2 separate regions of the Homo sapiens genome follow, and region 1 is linked to region 2. Evidence: read pairs that join two places in POLR2A ChIA-PET (ENCODE). Cell type or tissue: PC-3. All regions are shown on one strand. Links, peaks and the distances in the headings refer to the core of each region. The heading gives the core; the rest is flanking DNA.

What was found. ChIA-PET counts read pairs that join two places held together with the same protein. Peaks named below come from ENCODE experiments on the same cell type or tissue, not always from the same donor. Only the 100,000 strongest peaks of a DNase experiment are listed, where the experiment ranks them.
Region 1: POLR2A ChIA-PET joins it to region 2 with 5 read pairs; 4 of 35 experiments call an interaction of 5 or more read pairs at or near these places.

The regions. Positions count from the first base shown.
Region 1 is chr3:113,790,169-113,796,542 of GRCh38, reverse strand. ATP6V1A (ATPase H+ transporting V1 subunit A) reads right to left here. Exons shown (of 15, transcript NM_001690.4): 9 at 1,549-1,671; 10 at 1,339-1,453; 11 at 604-667. Among named protein-coding and RNA genes, the nearest start is that of GRAMD1C, 45 kb to the left of the region's middle. In PC-3, for the core only: no CTCF peak of the experiment used is centred there; no DNase peak of the experiment used is centred there.
Region 2 is chr3:113,707,921-113,715,996 of GRCh38, reverse strand. No RefSeq gene overlaps it. Among named protein-coding and RNA genes, the nearest start is that of USF3, 15 kb to the right of the region's middle. In PC-3, for the core only: no CTCF peak of the experiment used is centred there; a DNase peak (open chromatin) is centred at 3,646; H3K27ac peaks cover 583 bases.

The DNA of each region.
Region 1 (6,374 bases), core at 1,375-6,374, 81 kb before region 2:
CTTAGGCAGAAACTGCATTTTCCAGCCTTGCTTTCACCTGGATGTGGCTAATAGAATGAGTGGAGTGACTGTGTCACTTTTGAATCCAAGGTTCAAAAAAGGTGGGTATGCCTTCTCCACAAGGCCCAGCTCCCTTGTGTCAGCTAGATGCAGATGATCACCAGGCTAGGTGACAGTGGAGTCACAAGATGGAAAGAATCCTGGACTCAGAATTATCACTAAACAGAAGAGAGCCTTGGATCATACTGTGAAGTGAAATAACTTCTGGGTATTACACATTTTTGGGCCTCTTTGTTTCTATAACTAGGGTTACTATGACTTAAAGGATAATACTACTCTAATACTAATAAAATTTTTGCTACCTATATTTTCCACTTATATATTATTAAGTTTATTATAAATCCTATGTAAACAGCTAAGAAAAAAACAGACAGTATTAAAGGCTCTGTGTTAAGAGTGTTTCTAAACCAGACTTTACCATTGCCTATCCTTTAGAGACTAAATTAAATACTTCACAACGATTACATTAGATCGCATTAGAACAGCAGGGGCTGCAGAGAGGAGGAAAGGCTCAGAAGTTGACTATACTAGGGAAAGACATACCTGAACGATACCAAGAGTGGCAGATGTAACTGGATCAGAAAAATCACCACCAGGTGGAGAAACTCTAAATTTAAAAAAAATATGGTCATTACAAAAAAAATGGTCATTAGAAATGCTTATGAAAAATAACATATATATAAATGTTAACTTTTTTTAAAGTCGATTTTAATGTAAATAACTTTTTAATGTAAATAACTTTAGAAATGACCTTTGGAAAGAAAATCTTACCTAAAAATCTTAAACAAAAGCCAGTATTTAAGTTGTAAACAACAATAGAAACTACAGAACACCTTCTATTATGAGACATGAGATAGATATTTTATTATAATCAATTTTATTATTCTAATCAAATAGATGAAGCAAGGAGGAAACGCTCTAAGAAAAAAGTATGGCTTTATGTAGTGATCACGAATCTTCACTTTCTTTTTACCGTGATGCAATCTCACCTTATTATGTCTATAATTTTCTAAATTATAAAAATTAAATAAATATCTAAATTAAACATATAAATATATAAATTAAAGTCAAACCTATGGAACCAGGACATGTAGAAATTGCCTAAACATGTGCATCTTCAAAGAGCTCCTTAGGTGACTCTGGAGTGCAACCCTCCTTAAGAACCGCTGCTCCCAGCGGGAGCTAAATATTCTCTCTTTAAAATAAGTGACTTTTTTTCTCTCTTTAATACATCTGTGACTTTTTTCCTTTTGCAAAGTAAATAGTGTGGGTGCTTACGCTCCTACAATGCTGACACTCCCTTCTCTTTCAGGATTTCCAAGACATTTCACCCTGCCTGCTCGTTCATAAAACGAGGCCAGACGGGCACCAAGATAGGCTGGATATCCACTATCTGAAAAATGAAAAGAAATTTTAAAACAGAGTTTCTAAGCCAGCCCCGAAAATCCCATCAGTCTTGTTTACATGATAAGCAATACACAGACTTACCTGCAGGCATTTCAGCTAAACGACCAGAGATTTCTCTAAGGGCCTCAGCCCATCTAGAGGTAGAGTCAGCCATCATACTGACATGATAGCCCATGTCACGGAAGTACTCTGACAGTGTGATTCCTAAATTGGGAAGAATATTATTATAAGTTACAATGCTAGCATATAAAAATCCTGTTTTTTTCCACCCTTAAGAAAACCTTAAAGCAATAAGTACACAACGTAGACTGCTAGTGGCTCCCTCAAAGCTGCTCTTCCTCTTTTTCTGGGCACACACTGAATTGTTTCCTAGCATCCTGTGCACTTAGATATGGCCATGTAACTGATCTCTGGCTAACAAAACTCAAGTCAAAATAATGTGTTCTACGGTCAGGCAAGTCACACGCTCTTCCATACTCTTTCTTCCTTCTGGCCTACTGAAATGGAAAGAACTCCCAGTAGTCTTGGAAGCCATGTGTTGAAAATGGTAGAGCTCATTTCAGGCTGGATCATGGCTCAGAATGACAGAGTAAAGAGTGCCCTGAACACTTGAAATAAACATCTATTATATTGAGCAAATATATATTTGGAATTATTTGATGCCATAGCCTAGCTGGCCCTAATATAATGCACATTTTAGAAAGCAGGAAATGACTTTCTCTATTCTTTGTTGAAATAATTAAGTCTGAAATTAATTTTCAAATGTAGCTTCTCTCTATATATCACATACACACACACAAACATGTATGCATGCAAAAGTAACCCTTAACCAATCAGCTTGGGTGGTTACTTTTCAAAAGTAGCAAATGTTATTAAAATGAGTAATATCTTAATTGTCCAGATTATTCTGCTATGCAGATCAGGTCCTATCCTGTAAATTTAGACAGTAAACCACTTATAAGCAGCTAATATACAGAAACGAGTGTTGGGTTCTAGTTCCTATTCTGTCATTAACCTTAGCAAAATAACTTGATTTCCCAGTGTGGCTTCCTAACCTATTAAAAATGGAATAACGCCTGCCCTATATACTTGTATATATGGCAGATGAAGTGAATTAAATAAATGTCATCTAAAAAGTACAAAGCGCTATGAAACACTAAGATATTAGGAAAAATATATAGTTATATTATAAAAGTTCCAAAAGATTTTGGAACTTTTATAATGCCTTGGTTTTTTTATTTTACTGGTAAAGAAACAGAGGTTTATATAAGTAAAATTAACATAATTAGTGGAAAATTCAGTACTTTCCTATTTATCATATTGCATCTTTCAGAATAAAAAATACTGACTGTTCAGGCATCCATAAAATGGTCTCATGAAGAAAGTCTTTAGGAAACATTACTTATCAATATTAAGGCTTCAACAACACAATAATTACCACATATTCCAATCTAATAAGAACAGATTCTTTCTTATACAAGCATGCTGTGTTTTAAATCTGTGATGAAATGTCACAGATACTTGTGATATTAGAAAGAAATGGCAGAAAAGACAGATACATATGAGTAAGTGAGAATTCTCTGACAGACCTACAGGTATCAGTGCCTACAAGAAAAATATGCCTCAGACAAAATCAAGAGATAAACAAGCTGGGACATATTTGCAACTCATGACAGATAAAGGACGAATTTATTCATTAATCAAAGAGTTTCTGGCCAGGCGCGGTGGCTCAAGCCTGTAATCCCAGCACTTTGGGAGGCCAAGGTGGGCAGATCCCCCGAGGTCAGGAGTTCGAGACCAGCCTGGCCAACATGGTGAAACCCCATCTCTACTAAAAATACAAAAATTAGCCAGGTGTGGTGGTGGTGCATGCCTGTAATCCCAGCTACTCGGGAGGCTGAGGTTGTAGAACTGCTTGAATCCAGGAGGCAGAGGCTGCAGTGAGCCAAGATCGCACCACTGCATTCCAGCCTGGGTGACTGAGTGAGACTTTGTCTCAAAACCAACAAACAAACAAAAAAAAACAACAAAAAACCAAAAAGAGTTTCTAGAAATCAGTATGAAAAACAACTATCATCCAAAAGGAAAATGAACACAAGGCAGTTTTTAAATGGTTCATACACACAAGAAAGATGCTAGTTCATTGTTAAATACAGATTGAACAGGTATCTAATAAAGCAAGAATAGTTAAAATTTCAATTGTCAAATCTAAGTGCTGGGTACATGGTATTCACTGTAACATTCTTTCAACTTTTCCGTATCTTTGATAATTATCATAAGAACGTGTTGAAAAAACTAGCATTGGTGAAGATGTTGAGAAGCAGAAACTCTTGTCCACAGTTAGCCCTTTTGAAGGGCTATCAGAATGTAAAATAATAATTAGCAGCTGTATTGGCAGGAATTTTGCTTCTAAGAAATTACCCTAAGAAATGTACAAAGAGGCCAAGCATGGTGGTTCATGCCTATAATCCCAGGACTTTGGGAGGCCAAGGCAGGAGGATCTCTTGAGGCTAGAAGTTGCCCATCCTGGGCAACATAGTGAGACCCCCATCTCTACAGAAAATAAAAAAATTAGCCAGGCATGGTGGCTCATGTCTGTAGCCTCAGCTACTTGGGAGGCTGAGATGAGAGGATCCCTTGAGACCAGGAGGTCAAAGCTGCAGTGAGCCATGAACATGCCACTGCACTTCAGCCTGGGTGATAGAGCAAGACCCTGTCTCTAAGGAAAAAAAAAACATGCAAAGAAACATGCATGCAAAACATACAAAGAATAGTGTAAAAATATATGTTTAAGGATGTTTTAGTGCTGCCTATCGTAAACGACGATAAAGAATCCAATAGTCCACCAAAAAGATGCCAGTTAAATTGATTATGATATATCCATACAAAGGGATACTGTGCAGCCATTTAAAAGAATAAGGTAGCTTTCTTAAAATGGTAGATGAATATGTCACTGTCTCTTCCTCATAAAACTTACCTCCAAACAAGGAGAACAAGAAATACAGAAATACAAATTTAGTCATTAAAAACTAGGAGACATAGTCCCACAACAATATAATTTAAAAAGTCACCTAAATAAGGTGAAAACCAAATAAGGGTATGGAAAAATGCCAAGAATTCATCTGAGGCCATGCATCTCAGATAAAGCTTCTGCAAACTTGAAGGCACATCTTCAAGTGCCTTGTTTGTTTCCAAACAAAGCAAGAGTGCTTTGTTTGGAACACTGCAAAAAGCTACATGGCCAGTCGCAGGAAGGAGTTCCTTGTACTCAGTTTGGCATCAAAGAGAAGCAGGAAGATAGGGATGAATAAAACACAAGTAGGTACTCCCTATTTTCACTAAATGAAAAGTGGGTGAGACAGAGGAGAATTCACTGTGAATGGTCTTACAGCTGCTGATTTCTGGTATCAGGCAAGAAGAGTAAAATAGCTTTTTTACACAGCTGCATGCCATAATAAACTTCACAAGTTACCATGAAGAATTCCTGCTACCCTGGTACACAGTCACAGCCAGCCCTCTCATCTCCTACAAAGATGAGTAATAGTAATAATAAATATCAGTACAGGATATCTAAACAAAAATAAAATAAGGAAAAAGACAGAAGAGAAGAATACAATGATGGTCAAATAACTTGTCAAAGAATAAATGAAAACTGTGACCACAGTTAAAAAAAAAAAAAAACCCTAATAATGCAGCCTACTACAAAATAAAATCTCAAGGCATATGGAGTAAGATAAGAAGAGATACTTGATGAGCTGAAAGAACAAAAAGAAATAGAAGTGAAGGTTTCATTAGAAGCAACACAAAGAATAAATACCATTTATCCTGTGAACAGACACAAGGCTAAATAAAAAGGAGTAGAGAGGAAATGATGCACATGGAAAATAGATAACAAAAACCTAACATGTCTAGTTGGTATATTTGAAGAAGACAGCCATAATGAAAAAGTTTCAGATGCAATTTTCTAAATTTTTCCAAAATAAAAGACATATTTCATAGATGAAAAGGGCACATTATGTATCCAGAAAAATTTAATGAAACTATCAATATTGGAATATATCTTAATAAAGTTAAGAGACTTCAAATTTAAAGAGAAAGTCCTTTGGGAAAAGAGAAAAATCACCTACAAAAGGAAAAAAAGAGGCCAGCTTCAGCTTTTAATGTCCCCAGCATTTAATACTAGTTCTCACAGAAAGAAATATTGATCAAGAATTTTATACTCAGCCAAACTACTATTAAAGTTTAAAGGCAGTAGAAAAAAAATAAATTTATGAAGAAACAAGAATTCAGAGAACACAGTTGCCATAAGTCTTCTTGAAGAAACTTCCAAAAGTCAAATCTTAGCCAATCAAGAAATGGAGAAATTATAGCCAAGGGACTGTTGGTGAGCATTAACTCCATTTTAATGTAGGTCTACAGCTAATTCAAATATTGGCTTTATGGCTACAGAATAGAATGTAAGTTTTATAAATCCTGAAAATGTAGAAATAAAAGCTGGGATGGAAACGGAACCAAAGATGAAAGGTCATTAACACATGAATTGTCTTATCTTTTATATCCCCAGACAAAATATATTAATTCAAAGCTGATAATTCAAGTTACAAAGGTACAAGTATATTTAAAACTAGATCAATGATAAAACATGTAGTGAAAAAAGGTAGTATAAGATCATTTTACAGTCATTAAAAAGATTGAGACAGCTCTATAAATGTCTTACATTCACTTATTCTGAAGACATAGTAAGTAAATTTTTTTTTTTTTTTTTTTTTTTTTGAGACAGAGTCTTGCTCTGTCGCTCAGGCTGGAGTGCAGTGGCGCGATCTCGGCTCGCTGCAACCTCTGCCTCCCGGATTCAAGCAATTCTCCTGTCTCAGCCTCCCGGATTCAAGCAATTCTCCTGTCTCAGC
Region 2 (8,076 bases), core at 1,531-6,530:
TGGGAAAGGGAGTGCAAAACAGATACAAGTTCAGAATTTATACAGCAGAAACAATCTAACATTGTAGAGGTTCTTTTTTTTTTTTTCTTTTTCTTTTTGAGACGGAGTCTTTCATTCTATCACCCAGGATGGAGCACAGTGGCGCAATCTCGGCTCACTGCAATCTCCGCCACCTAGATTCAAGCAATTCTGTCTCGGCCTCCTGAGTAGCTGGGATTACAGACAGGCACCACCATGCCCAGCTATTTTTTGTACTTTTAGTGGAGACGGGGTTTCACCATGTTGACCGGCCTCTTCTCGAACTTCTGGCCTCAGGTGATCCTCCCACCTCGGCCTCCCAAAGTGCTGGGATTACAGGCGTGAGCCACTGTGCCCAACCTAACATTGTAGAGGTTCTGATTCCATCATACGTAGCTTGTGTCCCTGGACTCAATGTAGCTTATCTCATTCTAAATGGCCTTTTTCATGCTACAGTTTAAAAACAGACTAGCTCCGCTCTGGTGACAGCTAGAGATCATATCATCAGACAAATGAGTGACCTACTTCACAACTTGACCTTTTGCATCAGGATCCAAAGAGTAAATTCTTTCCTTCATCATTTTAGTTTCTGATTAACAGTTCTTCCCCAGATGATGTACTAGGGGGACTTGATTCAGTTTGTTTTACATATAAGCAAATCTGTATGACCTTGGTTACAATTATCTGCAAGTTTCCTGATTGTCTTACTTGCTTTGTTATAGTTACAACAGTGCTAACTCCTTCAAGTGTAACTTCCACAACTGCTCAGTACCTACTAGCTTGGTCTTTTCTTGCCAAACCTTTCTTCCCTACATAGAATTGTCTAGAGTCCCTTCACAGCAAATGGAAGTTTAGCCTATATAATGTACCCTGGGACAAGTTTAGAATGTGGATTATCACCAATCATTGACATTTAAAAAAAAAACAACAACAACAAAAGGTGCTCCTTGTAACTTGCAGGGCATAGTACACTGCCTTATGTGAAATTTGGTCATGGAATGTACTCATAAGAGATAAGTGCTGACAGTTAAAAAGATGAGTATGGCCCTTCCCTGGAGATGCTTAACAGTCTAGTAGAAAATAAACATAACATTTTTTTCAATTCCCATGAGATACTATGTTGGCATGAGAGGCATATTTTTACAGAATTTTGAAGACGACTTATTTAAATTAGTTTTGAGTTTTGGTTCTATTACTACAAACAAAATGAGTAATTATTGTGTCATATGGTTATTTAGACATCTAAGAGTGAACAAAAATGATAAGTGTGCTTAGAGAATTAAATATCTCCACTGAGGCATGGTAGCACCACAGGAAAGATGTGTCCCGTAGCAGATATGAGATAACTTAGCTATTGGAAATAATCTAGGACTAAAGTAATTGATCAAAACAAAAACTGGGGGGAAATAACTGAACATGTAGCCCAACTCCAGAGCTTTGCAAATTTATAAGCTTAAGTGGTGGCTCACGCCTGTAGTCCCAGCACTTTGGGAGGCTGAGGCGGGTGGATCATGAGGTCAGGAGATCGAGACCATCCTGGCTAACACGGTGAAACCCCGTCTCTACTAAAAATACAAAAAATTGGCCGGGCGCAGTGGCAGGCACCTGTAGTCCCAGCTACTCGGGAGGCTGAGGCAGGAGAATGGCGTGAACCCTGGAAGCGGTGTTTGCAGTGAGCAGAAATTGCACCACTGCACTCCAGCCTGGGGAACAAAGCAAGACTCCGTCTCAAAAGGAAAAAAAAATATATGGTCAGATTTAACGTATGCATTTAAAAGGACAAAAATTCTGCATTAAGAACTTGGGAGAGGGGTTAAAAAAACTCAAATTTAACTGTTTAAAGAGCTCCTAAGAAAAGCATTGCGATATTTTGATAAAAGATCAAAAACATTCTAATAGACAATTTTTTAAAATATGGCTTTACTTTTGCCTAATGTTGCATTGGGTTCATTCATTACAATAAAACTTATTGGCCGGACACGGTGGTTCACGCCTGTAATCCCAGCACTTTGGGAGTCTGAGGCAGGTGGATCACCTGAGGTCGTGGGTTCGAGACCAGCCTAACCAACGTGGAGAAGCCCCGCCTCTACTAGAAATACAAAATTAGACGGGCATGGTGGCACATGCCTGTAATCCCAGCTACTTGGGAGGCTAAGGCAGGAGAACTGCTTGAACCCAGGAAGCAGAGGTTGCACTCCAGCCTGGGCAACAAGAGCGAAACTCCGTCTCAAAAAAATACAAAACTTACTGAGAGCTTACCATGTATCAGGCACTGTGATTGATGCTACCATACAACATAGTGCTTATAATTAACAATACTGTAATATATACTTAAAATATATTTTTATTAATAATAAATACAACAGTGCTTTTAATTAACAATACTGTAATATATACTTAAAATATATTTTTATTAATACTTAATAAAAATATTTTTTAAGTATATGTTACAGATAAATCTTACATGTAAGTTTTTAAATCACAAAACAATAGAGGCTGAGAGGAAATTTTGGGCATGATATGTTTATGGCATTGTGATGGGTTCATGGGTGGATACTTATCTCCAAACTCCTCAAGTTGTATACTTTAGATATGTACAGCTTTTTTGTATGTCAATCATACCTCAATAAAGTGCTTTTTTAAAAAAATTAACCAAAATAGACCATATCTTGGGTTATAAGTCAAAATACTAGCACTTTGAGAAGCCAAGGTGGGTGGATCACCTGAGGTCTGGAGTTTGAGACCAGCTGACCAACATGGTGAAACCCTATCTCTACTAAAAATAAAAAAAATTAGCTGGGCGTGGCAGCTTGGGAAGCTGAGGTAGGAGAATCACTTGAACCCGGGAGGCAGAGGTTGCAGTGAGCCAAGATCAAAAAATTAGCTGAGCATGGCTACTTGGGATGCTGAGGTAGAAGAATCGCTTGAACCCGGGAGGGGGAGGTTGCAGTGAGCTGAGATCGTGCCATTGCACTCCAACCTGGACAAGAGCAAAACTCAGTCTCAAAAAAAAAAAAAAAAAAAAGGTCAAAATATATTTAAGAAGCTTAATATCTAGAAAATAAATAATCTGAAAATTAAACATTTCTAAATCATGTCTAAGAAGCTGTTGCAAGAGAAATGAGAATATTTTGAACAGAAGGAAAATGAAAATATATCAAAAGCTGCAGCAAGCAGCTAAACATGCTTAAAGGGTAATTTACAGCATTAAATGTGTATGGGAGGAAAAATATCTTAAATAAAAGATCTTAAGTTTCCATCTTAAGAAACTAGAAAAACAAGAACTAGTTAAACCTAAAGTAAGCTGAAAAGGAAAAAATAAAGAGCAGAAACCAATGAGATTGAAGACAAAACAACAAACAAAGCAACTGCCACTTTGAAAAAATAAGATTGATAAACTTCTATCTAGACTGACCAAAGAACAGAGAAGACACAAATTACTGATATCAGTAATGGCAGGGGACAACACTACAGAACCTAGAATAAAAGGATAATCAATTCATCCAATACAACAACTTAGATGAAATGGACATATTTTTTGAAAGACAAATTACTAACGTTATTTAAGAGGAAAGTCTGAGGTTTGTAAAAGTTAGACAGTCACCATATGACTCAGCAACATATACATCAGAAATGTCCACATGATAACTTGTACATGAGTATTCATAGCATTCATAATAGCCAAAGGGTGAGAACAACCCAAGTGTCCATCAACTATATCCACAGAAAGAGCTATTGTTCGGTCATAATAGGTGAATTGTATGGTGTGCAACAATATCAGTAAAGCTGTTTTCATAAGAAAAAGAAATAGGAAACCTGAATAGTCTCGTATATATAAAGGAAATTGAATTTGTAGTTAAAATCCTCCCTACAAAGAAATCCCAGGCCCGATGGCCTCTTTTGTGAATTCTATCAAATATTTAAGGAAGATGTGATACCAATCCTACCTACTCCAAGAAAATAGAAAAGAATACTGCATAACTCATTTTATGAGGACAGCATTATACCAACACTAAAACCAGACAAAGACATTATAAGAAAACTATAGACCGATATCTCTCATGAATTATGACTGGAAAATCCTTAAGAAAGTATTAGCAGATCAAATCCAGCAATATATTAAAAGGATATATTATGATCAAATAGGATTAGTCTCAAGAATGAGAGGTTGATTTAACAATTGAAAACTAATTTGTGTAATTTATCATATTAACGATCTTTAAATTATTATCTCAATAGATGCAGGAAAAAGGTATTCAACAAAATTCAACACCCATTCATGATTTTTTAAGAGTTAGAACAATATAGGAATAAAAAGGAATTTATTTAATCTGAAAAAGTTATCTATAAGAGCTTTCACCATACTTGATGGTGAAAGACTGAATGCCTTACCACTAAGTTTGGGACGAAGGCAAGGATGGCTGCTCTCACCATTGCCATACAATATTGCAGTGGATTTCAGTAAGTGCAAAATTGTATATTAGACTAGCCAGTCCAATAAAACAAGAAAAGTATGCAGATTGTAACGAAGTAAAATGGTTTTATTTACAGATGATTAAGTAGAAAACATTAAGATTATCTTTTTTAAAAAAAAGCTACTAGAATTAATAAAGGAGTGTAGTAAGGTCACAAAATACAAACATCAGTTGTATTTCCAGCAATTAAAAAATTTGAAATGGAAAATTAATAATATAACAATGTAAAAAGATTTAGAGATACATTTAACAAAATATATGTAAGACATGTATACGAAAAGTTATAAAACACTGCTGGGAAACATTTTTAAAGATCCAAATAAATGCAGAAATATAACATGTTCATAAATCTCAAAACTCAATATTGTTGTCACTTGTCCTCATATCAAATTATATATATCTCAGTCAAAAACACTGAAGGCTTGTGTTTTCCTGTTTAAATTGATGAGCTTAGGTCTACATGGAAACGTGAAGAAAAGAGTTAATACGATTTATAAAAGGAAAACACAACTGGAGGACTTAACACTACTTGACTTTAAGACACATAAAGCTGCATAAAGACAGTGTGGTGTTGGTGTCAATGCCCACAAATATATCAATGGAATGGAATAAGAGTCCGAAAATGCATCAGTGAATATATGGTCACTTGATTTTTGTCCCAGATACAAACAATTCAGTGGAGGAAAGATAGTCTTTTCAACAACCAATGTTGGAAGAAATGGATTTTCCAATAAAATGTATAAACTTTGATCCACACCTCCACGATATGCAAAAATTAATTTAAAATACAGAATGAATCTAAATATAAAACTGAAAAGCATCTAGAAGAAAAAACATGAGAAAATCTGTGTGACCTTGTGTTAGTCAAAGATGTCTTAGTTATGACATCATAAGCATAATCCATAAAAGGAATAATTGATAAGTTGGATTTAAAATTACTACGTGAAAGATAAGAAAATGAAAATACAAACTGGGAACTGGGAAAAACCATTTGCATAGCATATATCTGAAAAAGGTTTTGTAATCAGAATATATAAAGAACCCTGGAAACTCAGTAAACAAAAAACAGCCCAGTAAAAATGGGCAAGACATTTGAACAACACTTCATCAATTCATATAAATGGCTAATAAGCACATGTAAAGATGTGCAGCATCATTAGTAAATAGGGAAATGCAAATTAAGGTCATAATGAAATATCATTATGTGCCTATTAGAATGATGAGAATTTAAATAGACTGATCATGGCCGAGCGCGGTGGCTCATACTTGTAATACCAGCACTTTGGGAGGCCAAGACAGGCAGATCTCTTGAGCCCAGGAGTTCAAGACTAGCCTGGGACGTGGTGAAACCCCATCTCTACTAAAAATACAAGAACTAGCCAGGCATAGTGGTGTACACCTGTAGTCCCAGCTACTCAGGAGGCTGAGGTGGGTGGATCACCTGAGCCCAGGAGTTTGCAGTGAGCCGTGATCACACCACTGCAATAAAGCCTGAGCAAGAGAGCAAGACCCAGTCTCAAAAAAAATAATAATAAGATGAAAATTATTAGACTGACCATATAAAGTGTCGCCAAGAATGTGGAAAAATTCAAACTCTTATATACTACTAGTGGGAATATAAAATAGTACCCAAACTTTGCAAAGCAGTTTGGCAGTTTTTTTAAAAACAGTAAATACAGGCTGGGCATGTTGGCTCCTACCTGTAATCTTAACACTGGGAGACTGAAGGAGGAGAATTACTTGGGTCCAGGAGTTGGAGAACAGCCTGGGCAACATAGCAAGTCTGTCTCTACAAAAAAAAAAAAAAAAAAAAAAAATCCAGGCATGGTGACATGCAACTGTAGTCCTAGTTACTTGGGAGGCTGAGGTAGGAGGATCTCTTGAGCACAGGAGTTCAAGGCTGCAATGAGCTATGATTGTGCCACTGCCCTCCAGTCTGGGCAACAGAACAAGACTCTGTCTTTAAGAGGGGGGAAAAAACAGTAAATACACTGAATGAAAGAAGATAGACAAGAAGAGACAAAAAGGGTACATATTGAATAGTTTCATGTATATAAAATTCTAGAAAATGGAAACTAATGTATAGTGACTGAAAGTACATTAGTGGTTGCCTGGAGAATAGGATAAGGCCAGAGGAGGGAATTAATTAGCATGAGGTAATTTGAGGAGCAAGAAAAATATGCTCATTTTTTACTGTGGAAGCAGTTTCACAGGTGTATACATATGTCAAAGCTTTATCACATTGCACATTTTATATATGTTCAGTTTGCTGTAGGTCAATTATATCTCAGTACAGCTATAGGAATATCATGTTGTATTGCAGTTTCCTTTATTGAGCTTCACAGATATTGCACTTTTTTCAAATTGAAGGTTTGTGTCAACCCTGCATGGAGCAAGTCTGTCAGTGCCATTCTTCCAACGGCATGTGCTCACTTCATGTCTCTGTATCATATTTTGGTAACTCTTGCAATATTTTAAACTTTTACTAATATTTTTGGAGGGAGTTTGGAACTATTAACCACAAAGAATAGTCTTTCCAGGCCAGGCATGGTGGCTTACACCTATAGTCACGGCACTTTGGGAGGCGGAGGTGGGCAGATCACTTGAGCTCGGGAGTTTGAGACCAGGCTGGGCAACAGGGTGAAACCCTGTCTCTACTAAAAATACAAAAATTAGCTGGGTGTGGTGGCACATGCCTGTAGTCCCAGCTACTTGGGAGGCTGAAAGGTGGCAGGATGCTTCGAGCCTGGCAGGCAGAGGTTGCAGTGAGCCGAGATTGCGCCACCACACTCCAGCCTGGCAACAGAGTGAGACCTTGTTTTTAAAAAAAAAAAAGTCTTTCCAGTGTTTGAAGTTGAAGGTGTAAACCCATTGGAGGATATTTCAAAGCATGATATATGTCCCATGGAATATAATAAATTGTGATAGATAACGTAGCATAAGAAGAAAATAATGGATTTCACAGAAAAGGATAATGTATCTATATTGGTGTCATATTGCTCTTTTCAAAGACAAGGAATACATATTTAGTTTCTAGCAGGAAAGCTGACAAGGATGAACCGTTATTGCTGAACCGTTCTCATTGCTGGTTATCCAAATGTCATAGTAATTTGAGTGCTTTATTTTATTATTTATTTAAACTGTTATTTTAGGTTCAAGGGTACATATGCAAGTTTCTTATATTGGTAAATTGCGTGTCATGAGGGTTGGTGTACATATTGTTTTATTACCCAGATAATAAGCATAGTACCCCATAGGTAGTTTTTGGATCCTCACCCTCCTCCCACCCTCTACCCTCAAGTAGGCTCTGGTGTCTGTTCCCTTCTTTAGGTTCGTGTGTAATCAACGTTTAGCTCCCACTTATAAGTGAGAACATTCGGTATTTGCTTTTCTGTTCTGTTGTATTTATTCACTTAGGATAGTGGCCTCTAGCTCCATTCATATTGCTGCAAAGGACATGATCTTTTTCTTTTTTATGGCTGCATAGTATGCCATGGTGTGTATGTGTCATATTTTCTTTATCCAGTCTATCACTGATGGGCATTTAGGTTGAGTCCATCTGTTTGCTATTGTAAATAGTGCT